4 separate regions of the Homo sapiens genome follow, and all the other regions are linked to region 4. Evidence: read pairs that join two places in POLR2A ChIA-PET (ENCODE). Cell type or tissue: OCI-LY7. All regions are shown on one strand. Region 1 overlaps EIF2B5 (eukaryotic translation initiation factor 2B subunit epsilon). Region 2 overlaps MCF2L2 (MCF.2 cell line derived transforming sequence-like 2). Region 3 has its middle 23 kb from the start of KLHL6. Region 4 overlaps LOC105374247 (a long non-coding RNA gene).

Region 1 (5,000 bases), 1.0 Mb after region 4:
TACGTTCCTCAGAAAGGGTTTGGTATCGAGTCAAGACTAGATGACTTAGAGCATTCTGAATGATGTTGGCCCATGAACTTATCCTTGCTTTGATTTCAGTGTTCCAGAATGAAGTTTTAGGAACACTACAGCGGGGCAAAGAGGAGAACATTTCTTGTGACAATCTCGTCCTGGAAATCAACTCTCTCAAGTAAGAGCAGCCCCTCCCTGTTCTCCTCGGGGTGATCCCGGGAAGGTAGAGGCTTTCTCGTAAGTGTTTTGTCTCCAAATAGGAACCTATTCCTTCGACATCCCAAATGGAAAGACCAGTAGTATTTGGAGCAAGGAGAGCATTATTAAGTTCTAGCCTCAGCATAGACTTTCTCCTTCCTAAACCCTCCCCTTCCATATTGTTCCATCCAGATTCCTCTCCAATGTCTATCAAAGTCATAGTTCTAAGCCTGCTGAAAGGCCAGTGAAGGCCCTGGTGTCACCCCAGTCTCCCCACAGGTATGCCTATAACATAAGTCTAAAGGAGGTGATGCAGGTACTGAGCCACGTGGTCCTGGAGTTCCCCCTGCAACAGATGGATTCCCCGCTTGACTCAAGCCGCTACTGTGCCCTGCTGCTTCCTGTGAGCAAAGATTGGAGCTGAGTACAAGGGATTGGGTACAGGCAAAGGAAATCAGGAGTAGACTGTCTTGTTATATTGGGTGTATGTCACTTCTGGTTCCTTTTTCCTTGCCTCTGGAAGCTGGTTGGGCTCTAGAGCAGCCTTGGCTGGTTCAGAGGGGTCAGATTGAGTTCAATACTGACTGGCCTTTGAGACTCCAGGATTTCATACCATCCTAGGCCCACAAAGGTATATTCAGAATGGACCTGGACATTCAGACTCTATGGCAGCAATTTGACCCAACACAAGATCAGCCTCTGGGGTGGGAATAGGTATTTTGAGGCAGCCTATAGCATCTGATCCCCTTTCACCTTCCCTAAGGAATCTCTTTTTCCCAAACCCTGTCAACAACTCCCAAGTCCCTCTGACATAATTCCACAGAACCTGTATCATCTCCCTTTTGTCCACCCATGTCATCAGTATGGATTTGCTTGGATGTCCAGGTATAGGTGAATGCTTAGGAATATACTGCAGCTCCCTTCTTTCTTCCATAGCTGCTAAAGGCCTGGAGCCCTGTTTTTAGGAACTACATAAAGCGCGCAGCCGACCATTTGGAAGCGTTAGCAGCCATTGAGGACTTCTTCCTAGAGCATGAAGCTCTTGGTATTTCCATGGCCAAGGTGAATATGACCTCAAGCCCCATTCTTCTGCACTTGCTTTCAAACGAGGGTTGGTGACCCCCTTGGGAGACATAAAATAGAAGCTAATGTGAATCCAGTATGGACCATCCACTCCCAATATGCTTATTGCTAGAATAGTACAGCTTGGAGCCGGACTAATAAGGTAGCCATCTGGGGGGTGGTCTGGAAATGTGCAAAGCTCTCCCCAGCAATAGTTCCAGAAGTTAGACCTGCCCCAGGAGCAGAGCGAACAGCTCACTCTTGTCCGTTTTGGAGGAGGCTACTCAGTGCATAGAGGGATCTGAGGGCCTGGTAGAGTATCCTGCTGGACTTTCCAAGGCCCCTGAGGTCCCCTTTATTGGCCTTTTGCAGGTACTGATGGCTTTCTACCAGCTGGAGATCCTGGCTGAGGAAACAATTCTGAGCTGGTTCAGCCAAAGAGATACAACTGACAAGGGCCAGCAGTTGCGCAAGAATCAACAGGTGCGTCAGGCTGTCCTCCTCTCGCCAAGATGGTTATCTCATTCCCAGGTCCTGGCCCCTAGACTCTAGGGTGGTTGGTTTCTGGGGCTCTGGTTGTTAGAGCTGTTTATCTGCCGAGGGGAGCAGGAGAGTTATGTGCACCTCCCCCAGCCGATCTCTCCTCTGCTTCTTTACAGCTGCAGAGGTTCATCCAGTGGCTAAAAGAGGCAGAAGAGGAGTCATCTGAAGATGACTGAAGTCACACTGCCTGCTCCTTTGGGTGTGATTGAGTGCCCTCCTGGCTCCTGGGCTGGGACAAGTGAGGAACTAGCTGCAGAGGGATGAGTGACCACCATCCAGGCTGAGACTGAAAGGAGCAGAGGCTGGAACTACAGTATTCTTTCCCCTGCTAGCAACCATGTGCCTCCCATCCTGACTGTGGAGTTGGGATGTGGAAGTGGGGCTGGAACAAAGCTTCTGCCTAGGGAGGAGCTAAGCAGGCCCGGCAGTTGGAGGAAGGCCAGAGGAACAGCTTTGTGCTCCGGCTTTCCCTCAGGGAACAGCAGAGAGCAGTTGGCTCTTTCTGCTGCTTGTATATGTTAATATTAAAAGAGAGAGTGGTGTATTTGGTTTGTCTCCATCCCTGACTAATCAGCCAGTGAAGTATGTGACCAGAATCACATGATAGCCTTTCCTTAACACCTGGGGGAGAGGGAGGACGGGTGTGCCAGCCACTAGGTGGTACTGTGGTACCTTGCTAATTAACCTTTCCCATGGCTCATGGGTAGTGGAGGGCGGAGGTTCTTTTCCAGCCTCTGTGGACCAACTTGTGATCCTGGGGTGGTGTGCCTAAGCCCGTTTCCATAGAGTCCCATTTTGAACACTTTTCTGCCAGAGGATTATGTTGCCAACCATATGTAAAGCCCATTAGACATGCCAGTTCCTTTCACATGCCTTTTCCAGTTGATCTGGTACTCGTTCTGTCAGGAAGCTGGGCCACGCTTCATCAGAAATAAGGAAATCAGCTCAAGGTCACATGACTCTTGAGGGGTAAAGCTAAGGACTTGACCCTCAGAATCCAGAACTCTGTCCTTCAGCGTATTGTGTTTCAGTGAAGGGAAAATTGGCCCCACAGACAAATATAACCCAGAGCCAGTAATGGAGGTCCCAAGAACACAGGAAGGCCATGTGAAGGGTGCTTTCCCTTGAGAGTGTTTACTATGTGACAGGCAAGCAGTTTTCACATATTGTTTCATTTAATCCTCACATGAGCCCCATGAAGTCTTATCCCCATTTTCAGATAAGGTGCCTGAAGCTCACAGAGCTTCCCTAGCTAGTAACTGACAGAGCCAGGTGTGATATTGGACTCTTGACCTGGAGCTTGTTACTTTGCTGTATTGCTTTAACCTTAACCAAAAGAGACATGCCTTTCTGTCTTTTCTTTTTGAGTTCCTTGTCTTCATATAGAGTGAGTCAACAATTCTGGCCGCGTGCAGTGGCTCACGCCTGTAATCCCAGCACCTTGGGAGGCTGAGGCAGGCGGATCACCTGAGGCGAAGAGTTCGAGACCAACATAGCGAAACCCCATCTCTACAAAAATACAAAAATTAGCTGGGCATTGTGGCAGGCGCCTGAAATCCCAGCTACTCAGGAGGCTGAAGCAGGGAGAATTGCTTGAACCTGGGAGGCGGAGGTTGCAGTGAGCCGAGATTGTGCCACTGCACTCCAGCCTTGGTGATGGAGCGAGACCCTGCCTCAAAACAATATAATAATAATAATTTCCTTTAGTGGTACTTAAACGGTGGCTAATGTGACTGTTGTAACAAGTGATGCTCTACCCCCCCATCCCTACCGTCCCAGATGTTACAGAACAAATGGTTGCCTTTATTCATTTTAGTTGGATAGAAAGACATAAACTGGCCTAGGCGCGGTGGCTTACGCCTGTAATCCCAGCACTTTGGGAGGCTGAGGTGGGCAGATCAGCTGAGGTCAGGAGTCTGAGACAAGCCTGGCCAACATGGTGAAACCCTGTCTCTACTAAAAATACAAAAATTAGCCAGGCGTGGTGGTGGGTGCCTGTAATCTCAGCCGCTCGGGAGGCTGAGGCAGGAGAATCGCTTGAACCCAAGAGACGGAGGTTGCAGTGAGCTGAGATCACACTATTGCATTCCAGCCTGGGCGACAAGTGAAACTCTGTCTCAAAAAAAAGGATATAAACTGAGGATGGGCTGACTGAAGTCAGCTTGTGGGTATGAAGGCATCACTGGAAAAGGAAAAGACAGGCTGGCCAGGGTTTGGCTTAATTTTCTAGTAAATCTCAGTTTCTGTCTTGTTAGGTATAGGATCTAGTGTCTAGTATGAAGATTCTGGCATTATGGCATGGACCTAGTACAGTGAGACATCCCTGTATCTGTACTGAATGTATAGCAGAAATCAGAAGTAGTCTACAGAGCTTTTTCAGAAAGAGAGATTACTTCCAGTTAGGGTGATTAGGGAAGGCTTTACAGAAATTTGATGCTGGAGTGGCCTAAAAAATAGAAGAGGCTGGAAGCATGCATTAAAAGCAAAACAAAAACTTTCCAGTTAAATACGGAAAATTAAACACATGAGCCTTTATGCCCCCTCCAAAAATTCTATTGAAATACCAGTAAAGGAATTATTTTAAAAAGGCACGTGCTGGCTGGGCTCAGTGGCTCACACCTGTAATCCCAGCACTTTGGGAGGCCGAGGCAGGTGAATCACCTGAGGTCAGGAGTTCAAGACCACCCTGGCCAACATAGTGGACCCCCGTCTCTATTAAAAATACAAAAAAGCCAGGCGTGGTAGCTTATGCCTGTAATCCCAGCACTTTGGGAGGTCAAGGTGGGTGGATCCCCTGAGGTCAGGAGTTCGAGACCAGCCTGGCCAACATGATGAAACCCCCATCTCTACTAAAAATAGAAAAATTAGCTGGGCCTGGTGGCAGGTGCCTGTAATCCCAGCTACTCAGGAGGCTGAGGAAGGAGAATCGCTTGAATCTGGGAGGTGGAGGTTGCAGTGAGCCGAGATCGCGCCATTGCACTCCAGCCTGGGGGACAAGAGCGAGACTTCATCTCAAAAAAAAAACCAAAAAACACAAAAGTTTAGCCGGGCATGGTGGGGGGCACCTGTAATCCCAGCTACTCAGGAGGCTGAGGAAGGAGAATTGCTTGAACCCAGGAGGCGGAGGTTGCAGTGAGCCGAGATCATGCCATTGCACTCCAACCTGGGTGACAAGAGCGAAACTC
Region 2 (5,000 bases), 140 kb after region 4:
AAATGTCCCCTATTCAGGGGGAATTTTATATATGCTGAAGTAAATAGATCTCAGCTTTGAATTTTTATAATACATTATGCCTTTTCTGAAATATTTCCATAGCCATTATTTTAATGCATTGTTAGAATAACCTTGTAAGGAGAGGAATTCATTGTATCTGTGTTCCAGAAACTGAGGCACAGTAAATTACAAGAGCTCTGCCCTTTGATATCGAATCTCTGTGAGCGAAGATGTAACCAGAACAGTGTAAATCTAGAATTACTTTCCTTACGGTATGCAATATCTAATTATTATGTATTAGTTTACATATATATAGGGGATGTAAGAATCTTTATATTTAAAGGATAAGAAACTTGATCAGGTGAGATACAAGATTTGAATAAAAAAGCGATTTTTTAGAAACATTTTAATTCTACAAATTCAGTTGCTGGCTTTGATATGTAACTTATTCAGATTTCTCTTCCATAGAAGGCTTTAACACTAGAAGCCAGTTCTCTACAAAAGAGAATGTTCTACCAAGTGTGTAGGCAACAAAGCCCAAAAGTTCAAGTTCAAAATACTGTTCTACAGCCTAAGATCCACCTAATATTTCAGATTTGACTCTTTTGCTCCTTTCCTATAACTTCCTATAACTTTTTCATAGTGCTCTAAGCAAAGTAAGTTCAAGGATGGACTCACCTCAAGTTTCCTTCTCTTACTTTAGAGGACCATATAATCTTATACCTGTGTCATCCTAATTGAAATGTATTTTAAGTGCTTGTGGGAACAAGAATAACGGAAGACCGTTATTCCATTAATGGAATAATGGGGAACATGAGAAGGACCATATTCAGTCAATTAGGGATGATACTTCTGCCTCAACAGTATTTGCGATGTGTTAAATGGCCCTTAGCCATCAGATCAGTATTTTTAAAAACTCCTACCTAATTAATGTTTTTTGAGAAGAAGCATATTATGAGTATAGCTCAGTATTCTAAAAAGAAAAAAACCTGAAAAAAAAATCAGCCATCCATTAACTAACCCATCCTGGTAAAGCTACACAAACAGATTCTAGAGAAAGGAAATTTGCACAGATGGAACATCTAATCTGGACTGACATTGTCAACAAGTTATCTCAAATGATCCTGAGAAAACACTGGTACATGGTTTAGAGACAAGTCGAGCTCATGTGACTAGTAAATGGAGAGGCACAGTATACATCTACTTTTGTTGGCATTTAAACACTCTCGGCTTTTTTACTCTCTTTCACCACCATCAGGTCCAGATTCCAGCTTGCACTGGAATATTTATTGACCCTTTGATAGAAGAGCTACACCTGAAACATCTCTGAAGTCTTTTTAGCATCCTATCCTGCCCATGGCCTACTACACAGTATGTGATAAGTTAATGTTTGTTGAATTAGTTAAATATACGTATTAACCTACTTTCAGGGCTGCCCGCTGTAATGCCTAGAATAGGGCAGGCACTTAATAAATGGTAGTTAACTTAGACTAAATGTTGATCCACCAAGACAGAAACATGTTACATATACCTCTTGTTTTACACCATCTTCTACTTTTTGTACCTCTGTGTTATAAACCCTCTATCAAGTGTTGCTTCTAAAGACAATGTCCAGAATGGGACGTAGGAACTGCCACTGGGCAACAGGCAGACACTGGGTTATATCGTCATCCTGTTTCTGAATCCTGGTTTTTCTTATTATTATTCAACCACAGCTAAACTTTCTGATCTCCTTTTTTCCGTTTTTTCCCTTTACCCTAACTTCTAGCCAAACTAAGTGATTTGACATTTCCCCACTCAAGCCACAACTTTTTCTCTTATGTGCTTAAAAAAAATTCCTGCGTAGTCTCTCTTGGAATGTCTTATTCCTTGCTCCCTCCACTTCACCCTTTTTTTTTTTTTTTTTTTTTTTTTTTGAGACGGAGTCTCGCTCTGTTGCCCAGGCTGGAGTGCAATGGTGCCATCTCGGCTCACCGCAACCTCCGCCTCCTGGGTTCAAGCGATTCTCCTGCTTCAGCCTCCCGAGTAGCTGGGATTACAGGCATGCTCCACCACACCCAGCTAATTTTTGTGTTTTTAGTAGAGATGGGGTTTCACCATGTTAGCCAGGATGGTCTTGATCTCCCGACCTCCTGATCCGCCCGCCTCGGCCTCCCAAAGTGCTGGGATTACAGGCATGAGCCACCGCACCCGGCCCACTTCACCCTTTAAGCCAGTTGAAATGCTCCTTGCCCTACTCCTCCCTTCTCCTTTTCTTTCTCCCATCCAAGTACTAACCAGGCCCAACCCTGCTTAGCTTCTGAGATCAGCCAGGATCAGGTGCATTCAGCGGGGTATGGCTGTAGACTTCTCTTTCTGAGCTGTGTCTTCCTCCTTTCCTCCCCAAACCCACATTTGAATTCTGTTCTAGCTCCTGCTCATTTGCCACCTCTCCCACAAAGCCTTCCCCAGTTTCCATCTTCTCCCTGCTTCCCTCATCTCAGAGGAAAGCTCTTCATTCACAGAGCACCTGGTTTGGGGTCCATAGTTTGTTGTCCCTCAGTATCCTTGGGGAATTAGTCCCAGGACACCACCCCCCCGCCCCTGATATCCATGCATGCTCAAGTCCCTTATATAAAATGGTACAGCATTTATATTATAACCTATGCAATATTCCCATGTACTCTTTTTTTTTATTTTTATGTGTTTAGAGATGGGTCTCACTCTGTTGTCCAGGCTAGAGTGCAGAGGCATGTAGCCTTGAGCTCCTGAGTCAAATGATCCTCCTGCCTCCGCCTCCCAAGTAGTTGGGATTACAAGTATGAGCTACCACACCTGGCCCATGTACTTTAAATCATCTCTAGATTACTTATAATAACTAATGCAATATAAATGCTATGTAAACAATTGTTACACGGTATTGTTTAGTGCATAATGACAAGAAAAAAATGTGCATGTTCAGTACAGACACGACCATAAATTTTTTTTTCAAATGTTTTTGATCTGTAGTTGGTTGAATCTGAGGATGCGGAACCCATGAACGTACACGACCAACTGCATATGGGTTTCTAATAACAGATTTGTGGATGAAGCCCACCCAACATAATGCAACATTTCAAATGTATCTTAGTCAGTTTTTCTGGGGCAAAGCCAGCCTAACAAATCTCAAGAATGTTTGAAAAATTCTAGCTTGAGTGAACGTTGTTCTTCTAGTGACTCAAATAAAGCAGTCATTGTGTCTGAGGAGTCCTAGTGGGGTGGCAGGGGTGGGGCTAGGAGTAGTGGCTGTTTGTAGCATGTTTTATATCACATTAAAGGGCTGGGTATGCATTTTAGGCAATAATTCTTACTCTTATTGATAGGAGAACTTGTATTTTTTATTCATCTACCTTATGATGGATAACTGGTTTACATCTCTTCATCAGGTTTACTTCTTACGTGTCATTTTATGAGCTGACTTTGAATATATCTTCAGATTTTCCCTGCCTTTACACATGAAAACGGTTTTGATACAGCTTTTTCATTAGAGAATGGCAGCTTTTCCAGGCCAGGGTGTCTGTGTCTGACTCCTCGCCTTTCATTTTACCCAATACTTGCTTAAAACATCCTCCCTGAGTCCGGTACTTTTTTGCCTCCTCTCCTTCCTTCCACCCCACCTCTTTTTGTCACCCTCCTGCGACTTTGGATCTCCATCCTTGGAGTCCCTGAATCTTTTTTGTGGTTGAAAGACTACACCCAAAGGACACAGACTGATGAGGTCACTTCTGCCCACTGTCTAGTACTAGTGAGACCAAGAAGAAGAAGGAGGGAAAACTGAAATGGAAGGTTTGAAAAAGAGTGTGTTAGTGAAGGAAGTAAGAACAGTGCTAACAGAATGCAGCAAAACAGAAATGACTTCACACTTCTGGCAGTGAAGCAAATTCTCATCCATCTTGGGTTGCTTCTCTTGACCCTGCCCACCTCCTCCCCTGCCCTCCCCTCCCGATGAGAACTGCAGGAACACCTGTGCCCATGCCAAGGAAAAAGGGCAGGTGAGGAACACAGGGATGGGGCTGGGACTCACAAGCTGCTCTAAGCTGCCACAGGGTCTGGAATTTGTTGACATTACATGGTTAACTCGGTATCTCGATGCCTCAGTATCTTCTGCAAAATGTGGAGGGAGATCCTTTCTTCCTCAAAGGTTGTTGTAAGGCTTAAAGAGCTACCACATTCGTAAGGCATTTGGAACAGGGCCTGGTATATAGTAGACATACCCATGGTAGTAACTGTTGCTAGACTGGGTAAAAGGAGAAGTTTCTTAAGTAGGCAAGAAAAAAACTGACAACAGTTATATTTAAAAGAGCAAGCAACCGTGTCAGCCCAAACAAGTGTGTTGCAAGAATGAGCACAGAGGGCCAAGCTCAGAAAAGCGAGTGTTTGACCTCTCTGAGACCTCCTTTATATGTCAGCTTTTTTATTTGTTTCAAATTTTGCATAATCAAACTGGTTACTGGGAATTATTGAGTTCATATAACTTCCCTAAAATCTAAGAATAATCTATAATCCCATGCCACCAGTCCCGTTAATAAAGACTTAGGGTCTGTCTTTACCCATTTGTTCATTTGAAATTCCCCGTCTTTACTTCCCCCATAACCAGGAAACAGATCTACACCCATGTTTAACTTATAAAGAGATATAAGTGAGTTTACATAGGTGGAGATCTTGTACCTGGATTCACATTGTAGGTTTTATTACCCAGCTTTCCCCTCTATCCCAAAGCCATGATTGCCATAGTGGAATTTAAAGTCTTTGGACTAACACTGAATCAAGAACTAACTCTACAAATGTATTCTCTGCAGGAGGATAAGAATTCCAAATGGCTTCTAATTGTTGCCCATGGCTTGAAATAAAGTTCCATATAGCTAAAGCCCCAGCACAAAAACACTTGAAGACAGCCATTAGGTAGAATTTCTTTTCTTTTTTAGAGGTCTTATATTGGAAATGTAACAGTTGCAAAGATATCTAATGTTTCACCTTAAAAT
Region 3 (5,000 bases), 460 kb after region 4:
AACAGAGGGAAACTCCATCTCAAAAAAATAAATAAATAAAAAGAAAGAAAAGAAAGAAACCATCCAGGTGATTGTAATGCTCACTTAAGTTTGAGAACCACTGGCTTAACGTTTAAGATGAAGGGCCCTGGAACTAGCCTGCGTAGATTTAAAGCCAAGCTCTGCCACTTTCTCGCTGTGTAAACTTGGGCAAGTTGCCTAACCACTGTATCCTTTAGTTTCCTATCTGTAAAATAATAATAATAACAATGACAAATTTTTTTAAATTACAATAGATAAATAGATATAAGCAACTTCTTAGGATTATTGTTAGATTCTTAGGATTATTCTTAGAATGAAGTGAATTGGATAAATGCTTTATGTCAGGGTCCAGTTAGGAGATGGAAAACAGATGAGTTGTTTTAACAGTGAGAATTTAACACAGAGAATGCTTAGCTAGGTAATAAAGAATGAACGATGTAACTGAAAAAGCAAAAAGAGAACAATAAGCTATCACAGAGGTAAAAACTGCAGGAAGCAGCTTGTAGGGCTGAGAGAACAAAGGGAAGAGGTTGCCGTTATTAAGACTTAGAAGCTCAGAGGGGAGTCCCATGGGACTGAGACACAGACTTCTGAGGATGAGGTACCGGCTGGCTGTCAGCCATCTCTTCAGAGATGCAATGAGGCTGGCTTTGCCAATTGGAAAAACTGCAAGCTGGATTGAACTGCTTCTGCTAGACTGAAGAAGCAGCATTGCTGGATGATAGTGACAGGCACAGGAAGTCAACCAGAAATAAATGGAAAGCCAACGGGAAAACGTCCCTTCTTTCTCATCCAGTCCTGCAACCTCCCTCTAATGGTCCTTTATTAATAGAGCCTAACAGGAAGAAGGGGACAAAGGAAAAATGCAGTTTGCAGAGTTCCAGCCCCTGCATCACACAGCCAAATATAGAAGAGTGGGAGACAAGTTTGAAGCTGAGGGACAAGAGTTTCATCGCTGACACAGTGCTCAATAATTGTTAGTTATTCTAATAATCACTAGTATCAGAATTTTATTTCCATTACACACATTTTTATAATATAATGAGGGCAAGGTACAGTCAATTATTTAAATAATTGAACACACATACAGGATCACTGCTAAAGCTGAACTAATGGCTGGCAGGCTGGAACAAAACCATGTGGCAGGTCATTTGTCCACTGATACACAGCAATGTATCGGTGGCCTTCGAAATTAACCTATGAAAAGCCACCATGTAATATGCATGTGTGATATGTACGGGGTATAAGAAAACTTAAAATTTGCAAATCAAGGAATCAGCGAGTAGTACCTCTATTTTATAGCTCAGGAAATGAGGGAGAGATTGTTCACCCAAGTCATGCAGCCAGTAAGTGGCAGAGCAGGGATTTGAGCTGAGGTCTGATTCCCTGTGCCTCTCTCTATTTCCTCTCTGTTGAATGAAGATGAGTAGCTATCCCACAGAGCTATTAGGAGGACTAAAGAAGTTAATGCATGTAATGGGTTTGGCACATAGCCTGGCATATTATAGAGAGTTCAACAAATGTTGGCCATTGTTAGAATTCCAAGCCTGGAGTTGTTTCTATCATACCAGGCTATCCCATACATGCGTTCATTGTCAAAACTTTACAGCATTTGCAGGATCGAACTGCAAAGAAGAAGAGAGATGAAGTTGGAAAAAAATGCCTTTAAAAATTCTTTTAATCGTAATCTATTTGCTACCAAATCTTTCTGAGGGCAATCATTCATTGTGGACTCTCAATTATAGACAAATACTTATTGAGTACCAGCCATATATACAGTAATTGCTGGAGACGTAACACTGAGACGGTCACAGCCCCACCTTCAAGCGTCTCATCGTCTCTTTGGGGACTTAGGCGGCAGAGATGATGCAGAGTGAGGGCTGTGATGGAGGGCATACTGGATGCTCCGGGAGCCTGTAACAGGGGAACCTGACCTAGACTCGAGGAAGCCAGAGAAAGCTTTCATGGAGGAAGTTACATCTAAGTTGAAAGCTGAAAGACATAGGAGAGTGTTAAGCATTCTAAACAAAGGGACCAACGTGAAAAAAAGAAAATGCTTAGAGGGAAGAGGGAGCAAGAGGCATTCAGAGATCTAAAGGAAGCTGATTGTGGCATGGAGGTTGGGGTGGCCAACAGGTAAAACTGGAGAGGTCCCAGAGCCTGTTCCTGAAGGAATATGTGAGCCACAGGACCCTGGGCATGAACTGGAGGGCAGTGTAGGACGCTGGTCTTTAAGAAAGCCAGTGACAATCAGATGTACACTTAAGATCTACCCTGGCTATGGTGTGGAGGATGGCTTGAAGTGAGGTAAGACAAGAGGTGAGGAAATCAGAAAGCTGCTTCCTGCTGCCCACAGATGAGAGAAGACAGAGCTCTGAAATAGGGAAGGGGCTGAGGGGATGGAGGAAAGTGAATGGATTCAAGAAATATTTAAAAGGTAGAGCTGATGGGATTCGGTAAATGATGCAACCTGGGGAGCAAGGGACAAGGTAGGAAAAAACGGAGAAATCAAGGAAAACATCCAAGTTTCTACTTTGGGCATTGGACAGATGGTGATATCCTTTACTGAAGGTGCAGGAGGCAGAGCAAGTTTGAGGAAGGAGATGATGGGTTTACATTTAGACAAGTTGAGTCTGAAGTATACAAGGGTCATCTCGATGATGAAGAACTGTAGGTAACTGGATTCTCTCTAAGCCATCACATGTCTCAGTATCCCACTTCAACTGGTGACCACGGTCCTCCTCTCTAAGCCGCAGAGCTCTCCATAAACCAACCAAGAAGTGCTTTGAGTACCACCTGTTGTCTAGATATTATTAGCCTCTCATTTTAATAACTAATAATTTTAAATTTGCTCTTCTCCAAAATTCATCCTAAGTGAGAACAGGATGTGGGTACACCCAACAGATAATTAGGTATGTACTCTCACTCGATTTAAAGAGAAACGATTGTGGCTTTTCTAATTCAATTAGGTTTTTGTTTCTTTCTTTCTTTTTTGAGATGGAGTCTTGCTCTGTCGCCAGGCTGGAGTGCAGTGGCGCGATCTCGGCTCACTGCAACCTCCGTCTCGTGGGTTCAAATGATTCTCCTGCCTCAGCCTCTTGAGTAGCTAGGACTACAGGTGCCTGCCACCATGCCCAGCAAATTTTTGTGTTTTTAGTAGAGAGGAGGTTTCACCATGTTGGCCAGGATGGTCTCAAACTCTTGACCTCGTGATCCGCCACCACGCCCAGCTAATTTTTGTATTTTTAGTAGAGGCAGAGTGTCACCATGTTGGCCAGACTGGCCTCGGACTGCTGACCCCAGGTCATCCGCCCACTTCAGCTTCCCAAAGGCATAATATATTTTTATCTTTGAAAATGCAATACATTGATAAGGTAAACCCATGTTAATTCAGAAACGTACGGAAATTTGCTCTCCAAAGTTAAATAACATCTGCTAAAGTATTTCAGTTTTCTCAGAGCCACTGAGAACTGATCAATCTCGAGGGATCCATGTGAAGGTACATCCAAGTTTTCCTTGGCCTCTCTCTATGTGGGTACCTGCTTAGGGGCTTCCCACCCCCATTACCATGTCAGGATGGCCAAAGGGGGACAATGATGCCTACCCTCATGTGGCATCATTTACTAAGGTCCTTCAATTGCCTGCTTAGATGCCACCCTTGGGCAAATTTGGGGAAGGTACCTCCAGGTGGATGTGTTAGAAAAAGGCACCCCTGGCCAGGCGCGGTGGCTCATGCCTGTAATCCCAGCACTTTGGGAGGCTGAGGCGGGCGGATCACAAGGTCAGGAGCTCAAGATCAGCCTGACCAACATGGTGAAACCCCGTCTCTTCTAAAAATACAAAAATTAGCCCGGTATGGTGGCTCGTGCCTGTAATCCCAGCTACTCAGGAAGCTGAGGCAGGAGAATCGCTTGAACCCAGGAGGTGGAGGTTGCAGTAAGCCGAGATCACACCATTGCACTCCAGCCTGGGCGACAGAGCAAGACTCCATCTCAGAAAAAAAAGAAAAAGAAAAAGAAAACGAAAACGGCAACCCTTCCTCCCCCGCAGATGCAGCCTCCCTCAAGGGTACACAGCTCAGTGGACCGATTTTAATTCCAGTCCGCCCCCTCAGCATACTCCCACAGGGGGGCCCTGCCACCCACTCCGTGGCCCACTCATTGGGTGCAAAATCCATCCATGCAGTTACATTACAGGTCTTGTAAATTAACACTCATCACTAGGGAAACCAGTTTTCTGGGAAATTAATAAGCTGTATGGAAATCATTTCCTAAGATTCCGGCGGCAGCCACAGAAACTTAAGCATGATTCAAACTCCTCAAATCTCTTCCAAGATTGCAACTTATTTCCTCCAAATAACTCTGTAACTCTTCAAAACCTGTGACTTCACCAAGCTCTCGGCAGTACAGAAATGGAAAATGAGCAGTCTCCAGTCGTGCGGTTTGAAACTAAGGCGCTGCGCCTCCCTGGATAAGTATCAAGGTCAGTGTTCCGACAACTTGCCAAAGTTCTATCACTCAGGAAGTGCAGTCTACTGGCCTTTGAGTGCCTCAGAGCTTAAGTTCCCAATAAGTCACTTTTCTCAAGAAGCAGGTCAACAAATCCCCTCATCCTAGTCACTCACTATCTTAAAATAAGCTAATCTCTATATCCTTTGACTTCAACTACCTCCATATGTCCATAAACTGGTAATGGTTCAGAGTTCAGGCATAAGGAAAATGCAGAATCTTAAGCATTTCCTCCAACACATCATTCAATAAACCTGACTTGAAATGTGGCCTGGTGTCAGCTGGAGTAGCTCTGCTCCTTTAAGGTCTAGATAAAACAGGTTGCAATCCCATTCCTGTGTCCTGTGGAAAGTCCAGGACTCTCCCTGAGATTTCTGCAAATGGGGCAGGGCAGGGAGGACTGTGCACACAGCTCCTGCAGCTCTCAGTCCCAGCCTCCTCTGCATTGAGGGTCTCCATTCTGTCCCCACG
Region 4 (5,000 bases):
TCAAAAATACAGGCAAAATAACCCAGGGCTTGCAACTGGCATCAGAAGTGCAGAGCGGGTGGGGAGCTGTCTTGGGGGGTGAGCCCTCAACCCGTGGGTGTAATGCCCAACCTTGTTTTTTCCTTATTCACCAGGCCTTGTTTCTCCCTTAGCTAAGAGAACAAGACAAACTCCATCTTGGCTCTTTCACTGGCAGCCTCTTCCTCAAGGACTTAACTTGTGCAAGCTGACTCCCAGCACATCCAAGAATGCAATTAACGGATAAGATACTGTGGCGAGCTATATCCGCAGTGCCCAAGAATTCGTCTGATTGATAACGCCCAAAGCCCTGTGTCTATCACCTTGTAATAGTCTTAAAGCCCCTGCACCTGGAACTGTTTACTTTCCTGTAACCATTTATCCTTTTACCTTTTTGACTACTTAACTTCTGTAAAATTGTTTTAACTAGACCCCCCGCCCCCCTTCCTAAACCAAGATGTAAAAGTTAATCAAGCCCCTTTCTTGGGGCCAAATTTTGAGCGTTAGCCGTCTCTCGGTCGCTGGCTAATAAAGGACTTTTAATTCATCTCAAAGTGTGGCGTTTTTCTAACTCGCTCGGGTACAACATGGGATCTGATGCTGTCTCCAGGCAGTGTCAGAATTGAATTGAAGGAAGCCATCTGGTGTCCACTGCAGAACTGATGGCTTGCTCGGTATTTGAGGGTGGGGAGAAACATACACATTTGATCACAGCAGTTTTCTGTGTTGATTGTTATGGTGTGAAAGAAGAAGTAAGACAGTATTTTCCTCTCAAGTCCCTTTGGGGGAAGAAGGGGAAGAATCTTCACAGGCTCTTCCTCCTAGAGAGCAAGCCACTTATTCAGACAGTGACTCTAGATCTAAAAATTGCCTCGGTTCTGGAAACGGAGCAAGGAATCGTGGTGTTTTATTGGAGTGACCACCCTTAGCCTCCTGCCTCTCCACTGTCTGTTGTTGTTGCTGTTGCTTTAGATGTTAAGCAGGACCCATGCTGGCTGCCCCTGTATTTTGCTCCTAGGGATTCCCTGCTCCATTAACCACATCCACAGTCCTGCAAACCAAGCTCCTTTGGATGCCCCTCTACCTTGCCAGTTGTTATGGTAATGACAGTCTCCCGGCTCGTGGTGCTAAATGCTGCCGCCTGGCTTTGTTTCAGGGGACCCATCATTCCCACACTCCCAGTTCTGGGACCTCTCTCCTACCAACTGTGTTACAAAAAAGAGCCACACCAACGTGCCCAGGGATGCCGGCACCCCTCTGACGGCCTTGATAAAAGATGTATCCTAAGCCCTCTCATGGAAAACAATCCTCTAGCATGTCTTCTGACCTTACTAAAACACATCAATTCAACACTCTCCTCAACCTCCTTATTCCTTCCTCTGCCATCTGCCAGGGCCACCCAGGCATCTCCGCTTTGCTTAGAATTGGCTATCATTTCTTCCAGGCTTCTAAGAGCCATCTCAGCAAGTGTCCATTCCCTGGAGTTCTTGCTGGGTGTTAAATACCATGTTCAAGAATCTACCCTGAGGTCAGTGAATTCTTGCTCACCCAGATTTACCTTTTGGCTCTATTGACCAAGCACCTTCAAAATCCAACCCCAGGAGTACTCACCTGGGTCCAGCCTGTCCGTGCCAGCGGATTCTTGCCATTTTGGGTGTGTGTTGTCTCTTCCCCTACTTATGTTACCAGAGAGAAGGTCCTAAATGCTGCCAGGTGCGGTGGCCCACGCCCGTAATCCCAGCACTTTGGGAGGCTGAGGTGGGTGGATCATCTGAGGTCAGGAGTTGGAGACCAGCCTGGCCAACATGGTGAAACTCCATCTCTACTAAAAATACAAAAATTAGCTGGGCATGGTGTTGGGCGCCTGTAATCCCAGCTACTCGGGAGGCTGAGGTGGAAGAATCGCTTGAACCCGGGAGGCGGAAGTTGCAGTGAGCCGAGATCACGCCACTGCACTCCAGCCTGAGTGACAAGAGCAAAACTCCATCTCAAATTAAAAAAAAAAAGTCCTAAATGTGATGTCCAGGTTCTTGGCGTATTGGACAAATAGTTGAACACAACACCACGGAGTGGGCACAGATTTATTGAAGACGGTCACAGAGTGGGAGTGGGCTCGAGCAAGCAGTTGCTGAAGAGCCCCCTCAAGTAGGGTTTTTTTTAAATTAAGCTAGAAAGAACCCAGCAAAACCCCTAGGAAACCCTCAGAAGCCTCCAATTGGCCACACCCCATGAAGGACTGGCCGGCGGCCAATGGGGGGCTAAAGGGGCTTGTTGTCATGGGAGCGAGGATGTGATCTATATGCTGCACCTGCGGCTCTCCTGCTCATGCGCACTGACTGCACCCGCTGTTCCCCTGCCCATGCGCACTGACTGCACCCGCTGTTCCCCTGCCGGTGCAGACTGGCTGCACCTGCTGTTCCCCTACCCGTGCGCACTGGCTGCACCTGCTGTTCCCCTGCCCGTGAGGACTGGCTGCACCTGCTTTTCCCCTGCCCGTGCGGACTGGCTGCGCCTGCTATTCCCCTGCCCTTGCGGACTGGCTGCGCCTGCTGTTTCCCTGCCCGTGCGCACTGACTGCGCCTGCTGTTCCCCTGCCCGTGCGGACTGGCTGCACCTACTGTTCCCCTGCCCGTGCGCACTGGCTGCACTTGCTGAAACCCTGCTAACCCCAATTTCCCGATTCTCCTGCCTCAATCAGGCCCAGCATGTGTTCAGCTGCATTTTCATACTAGTTCTCAGCCTGGCAAGGAGGAGAAGAGGTGAGGCAACTCCTGAGGGGTCACCTCTTGCCTTGTGAGAGAGGCTTCAGTAGCATCTTCCAGAAAACTGATGTGCTAGCACGAAGTAGGGAAGGCTGGGCTACATCTGAAATCCCAGAGGCTCTGGGCTTTTGCAGAGTCAAATATCACTGGCGGAATCCATCTCAGTGCCCCTGAGCTATGGTTCAGGATCCCGGATTTCCCCACCAGGGCCCTGCACTTTGTATACCAGACCTGCCTGCACCAGACACTCAAATCTCTTTGAGGCTCTGTAGACTTGCAATTTTTTTTTTTTTTTTTGAAACAGGGTCTTGCCCTGTCACCCAGGCTGGAGTGCAGTGGTGAGATTACTGCTCACTGCAGCCTTGATCTCCTGGGCTCAAGCTATCCTCCCACCGCAGCCTCCCGAATATCTGGGACCACAGGTGAGCACCACCATGCCCAGCTAATTTTTTAACTTTTTGTAGAGACAGGAGTCTCTCTATGTTGCTCACGCTGGTCTCAATCTCCTGGGCTCAAGCAATCCTCCCACCTGAGCCACTCAAGGTGCTGGTATTACAGGCATGCGCCATCAAGCCCAGCTTGCAATTAGATTTTTGACCAGCTGTTCAAAACCGAGTCTGTCTTGCCACTGCGGAAGATAATGCCTGTTTTGTAAGCTGCTCCCAAGGCTCTCCTACTCTCATATTTGGTGATTCACTGCTTGTTAACAGCCCTCAGTCTGTTATTCCCCTGCAGGGCCATCAACACAATTTAGTAGGACAGCCCATTCTGCTGTCTTGGTAGGCATTGTTCTCCCATATTGTTAAATGCTTGTGAAATCACACCTGCTACAGCATTCCCCTCCAAAAGCATCTTTTCTCAGGTCACCACCAATGAAATCGTTAGCAACTGAGCTGCCACCCAGGTCCAGGAACTATCTGCGTCCACCTATCAACCAGGACAGTATCCCCTCATCTGCTGGGTGATGGGTGAGCCAGTTCCAAATCCCCTTCCTACTGCCTCTTTTCTTGGGGCACTTTCAGCACCACTTACGTTAGTCTGGGACTTTAAAGAAAAAGATGCCAAGATGGGATTAACCATGCCAGACTTTATCAGGTGAAAAGTCTGTGGGAGAAAATGGTGAGGGAGCCAAGGTGCTGGAGAGTTTTCAGACCATGATGCCAGCTTGAACTTGCATGAAGGAGAAAGGGAAAGAGCACTGGGCAGAAGCATTTCTGCCGTGCAGTCTGGGGAAGTTCTGGCAGTTGAGAAGTTCTCAAGCCAAAGTCAGCTGTCAGATGAGGACAATGTGTCCCGGGAATGGTTTCACCTTAGTATCCCTGCATGCTCAGTCATTGTCTGGGAGCTGCCTGTGGAAGATGCTTGTGGCTTTGGGGCAAACGTGGCAATAGCTCTCTCTCTTTTTTTTTGAGATGGAGTCTCGCTCTGTCACCCAGGCTGGAGTGCAGTGGCACTATCTTGCCTCACTGCAACCTCCGCCTGCCAGGTTCAAGCAATTCTCCTGCCTCAGCCTACTGAGTAGCTGGGATTACAGGTGTGCACCACCATGCCTGGCTGACTTTTTTTTTTTGAGACAGTCTCACTCTGTTGTCAGGCTGGAGTGCAGTGGCACTATCTTGGCTCACTGCAACCTCCGCCTCCTGGTTTCAAGAGATTTTCCTGCCCCAGCCTCCCGAGTAGCTGGGACTACAGGTGTGCACCACCACACCCAGCTAATTTTTTTATTTTTAGTAGAGACGGGGTTTCCCCATGTTGGCCAGGATAGTCTCGATCTCTTGACCTTGCGATCCACCCGCCTCCGCCTCCAAAAGTGCTGGGATTACAGGTGTGAGCCACCGCGCCCAGCCGGTAATGTCTTTTAAAACTGTCCAATTAAAAGTGTCCATCCAATAGCTAGTGAAGCTACAGAGGCAGGTGAGTATAGAACAAGCTTATAATCAGAGCTATCTTAACAGGAAGTGTGGGTAGGGACTCCTGGCAGGTGGTGAGAATAGATGGAGGCCAGGAGATCCTGCTGCCTTGAAAGATTCCTCTTGCTAATCTTGTGCTCAGGCCTAAAACCTCACACATAAAACTTTATGCCTTTGTTTTGTTGTCGATGTTGAGACAGAGTCTCACTCTGTCACCCAGGCTGGAGTGCAGTGGCGCTATCTCAACTCACTGTAACCTCCGCTCCCTGGGTTCAAGCAATTCTCATGCCCCAGACTCCCGAATAGATGG

The links. Peaks named below come from ENCODE experiments on the same cell type or tissue, not always from the same donor. Only the 100,000 strongest peaks of a DNase experiment are listed, where the experiment ranks them.
Region 1: POLR2A ChIA-PET joins it to region 4 with 7 read pairs; 1 of 35 experiments calls an interaction of 5 or more read pairs at or near these places.
Region 2: POLR2A ChIA-PET joins it to region 4 with 7 read pairs; 3 of 35 experiments call an interaction of 5 or more read pairs at or near these places.
Region 3: POLR2A ChIA-PET joins it to region 4 with 5 read pairs; 1 of 35 experiments calls an interaction of 5 or more read pairs at or near these places.

The regions. Positions count from the first base shown.
Region 1 is chr3:184,142,953-184,147,952 of GRCh38, forward strand. It overlaps EIF2B5 (eukaryotic translation initiation factor 2B subunit epsilon), which reads left to right. Exons shown (of 16, transcript NM_003907.3): 12 at 100-190; 13 at 490-613; 14 at 1,147-1,272; 15 at 1,645-1,755; 16 at 1,932-2,359. The coding sequence ends at 1,991. Among named protein-coding and RNA genes, the nearest start is that of DVL3, 9.9 kb to the right of the region's middle. RefSeq lists a silencer at 2,390-2,439. In OCI-LY7, CTCF peaks have their summits at 2,476 (motif pointing right) and 2,685; a DNase peak (open chromatin) is centred at 2,459.
Region 2 is chr3:183,256,070-183,261,069 of GRCh38, forward strand. All of the region lies in intron 15 of MCF2L2 (MCF.2 cell line derived transforming sequence-like 2), which reads right to left. The region is part of intron 1 of B3GNT5 (UDP-GlcNAc:betaGal beta-1,3-N-acetylglucosaminyltransferase 5); the gene reads left to right. It also overlaps the pseudogene RNA5SP151. Among named protein-coding and RNA genes, the nearest start is that of B3GNT5, 5.3 kb to the left of the region's middle. In OCI-LY7, no CTCF peak of the experiment used is centred here; no DNase peak of the experiment used is centred here.
Region 3 is chr3:183,576,056-183,581,055 of GRCh38, forward strand. No RefSeq gene overlaps it. Among named protein-coding and RNA genes, the nearest start is that of KLHL6, 23 kb to the left of the region's middle. RefSeq lists an enhancer at 3,946-4,195 and a silencer at 4,866-5,000. In OCI-LY7, no CTCF peak of the experiment used is centred here; DNase peaks (open chromatin) are centred at 596, 2,326, 4,106, 4,526 and 2 weaker places; H3K4me3 peaks cover 4,724 bases; H3K27ac peaks cover 5,000 bases.
Region 4 is chr3:183,113,845-183,118,844 of GRCh38, forward strand. LOC105374247 (a long non-coding RNA gene) reads left to right here. Exons shown (of 3, transcript XR_924772.3): 3 at 153-409. It also overlaps a transcript of MCCC1 not described here. Among named protein-coding and RNA genes, the nearest start is that of MCCC1, 17 kb to the left of the region's middle. In OCI-LY7, no CTCF peak of the experiment used is centred here; DNase peaks (open chromatin) are centred at 777 and 2,377; H3K4me3 peaks cover 2,489 bases; H3K27ac peaks cover 1,861 bases.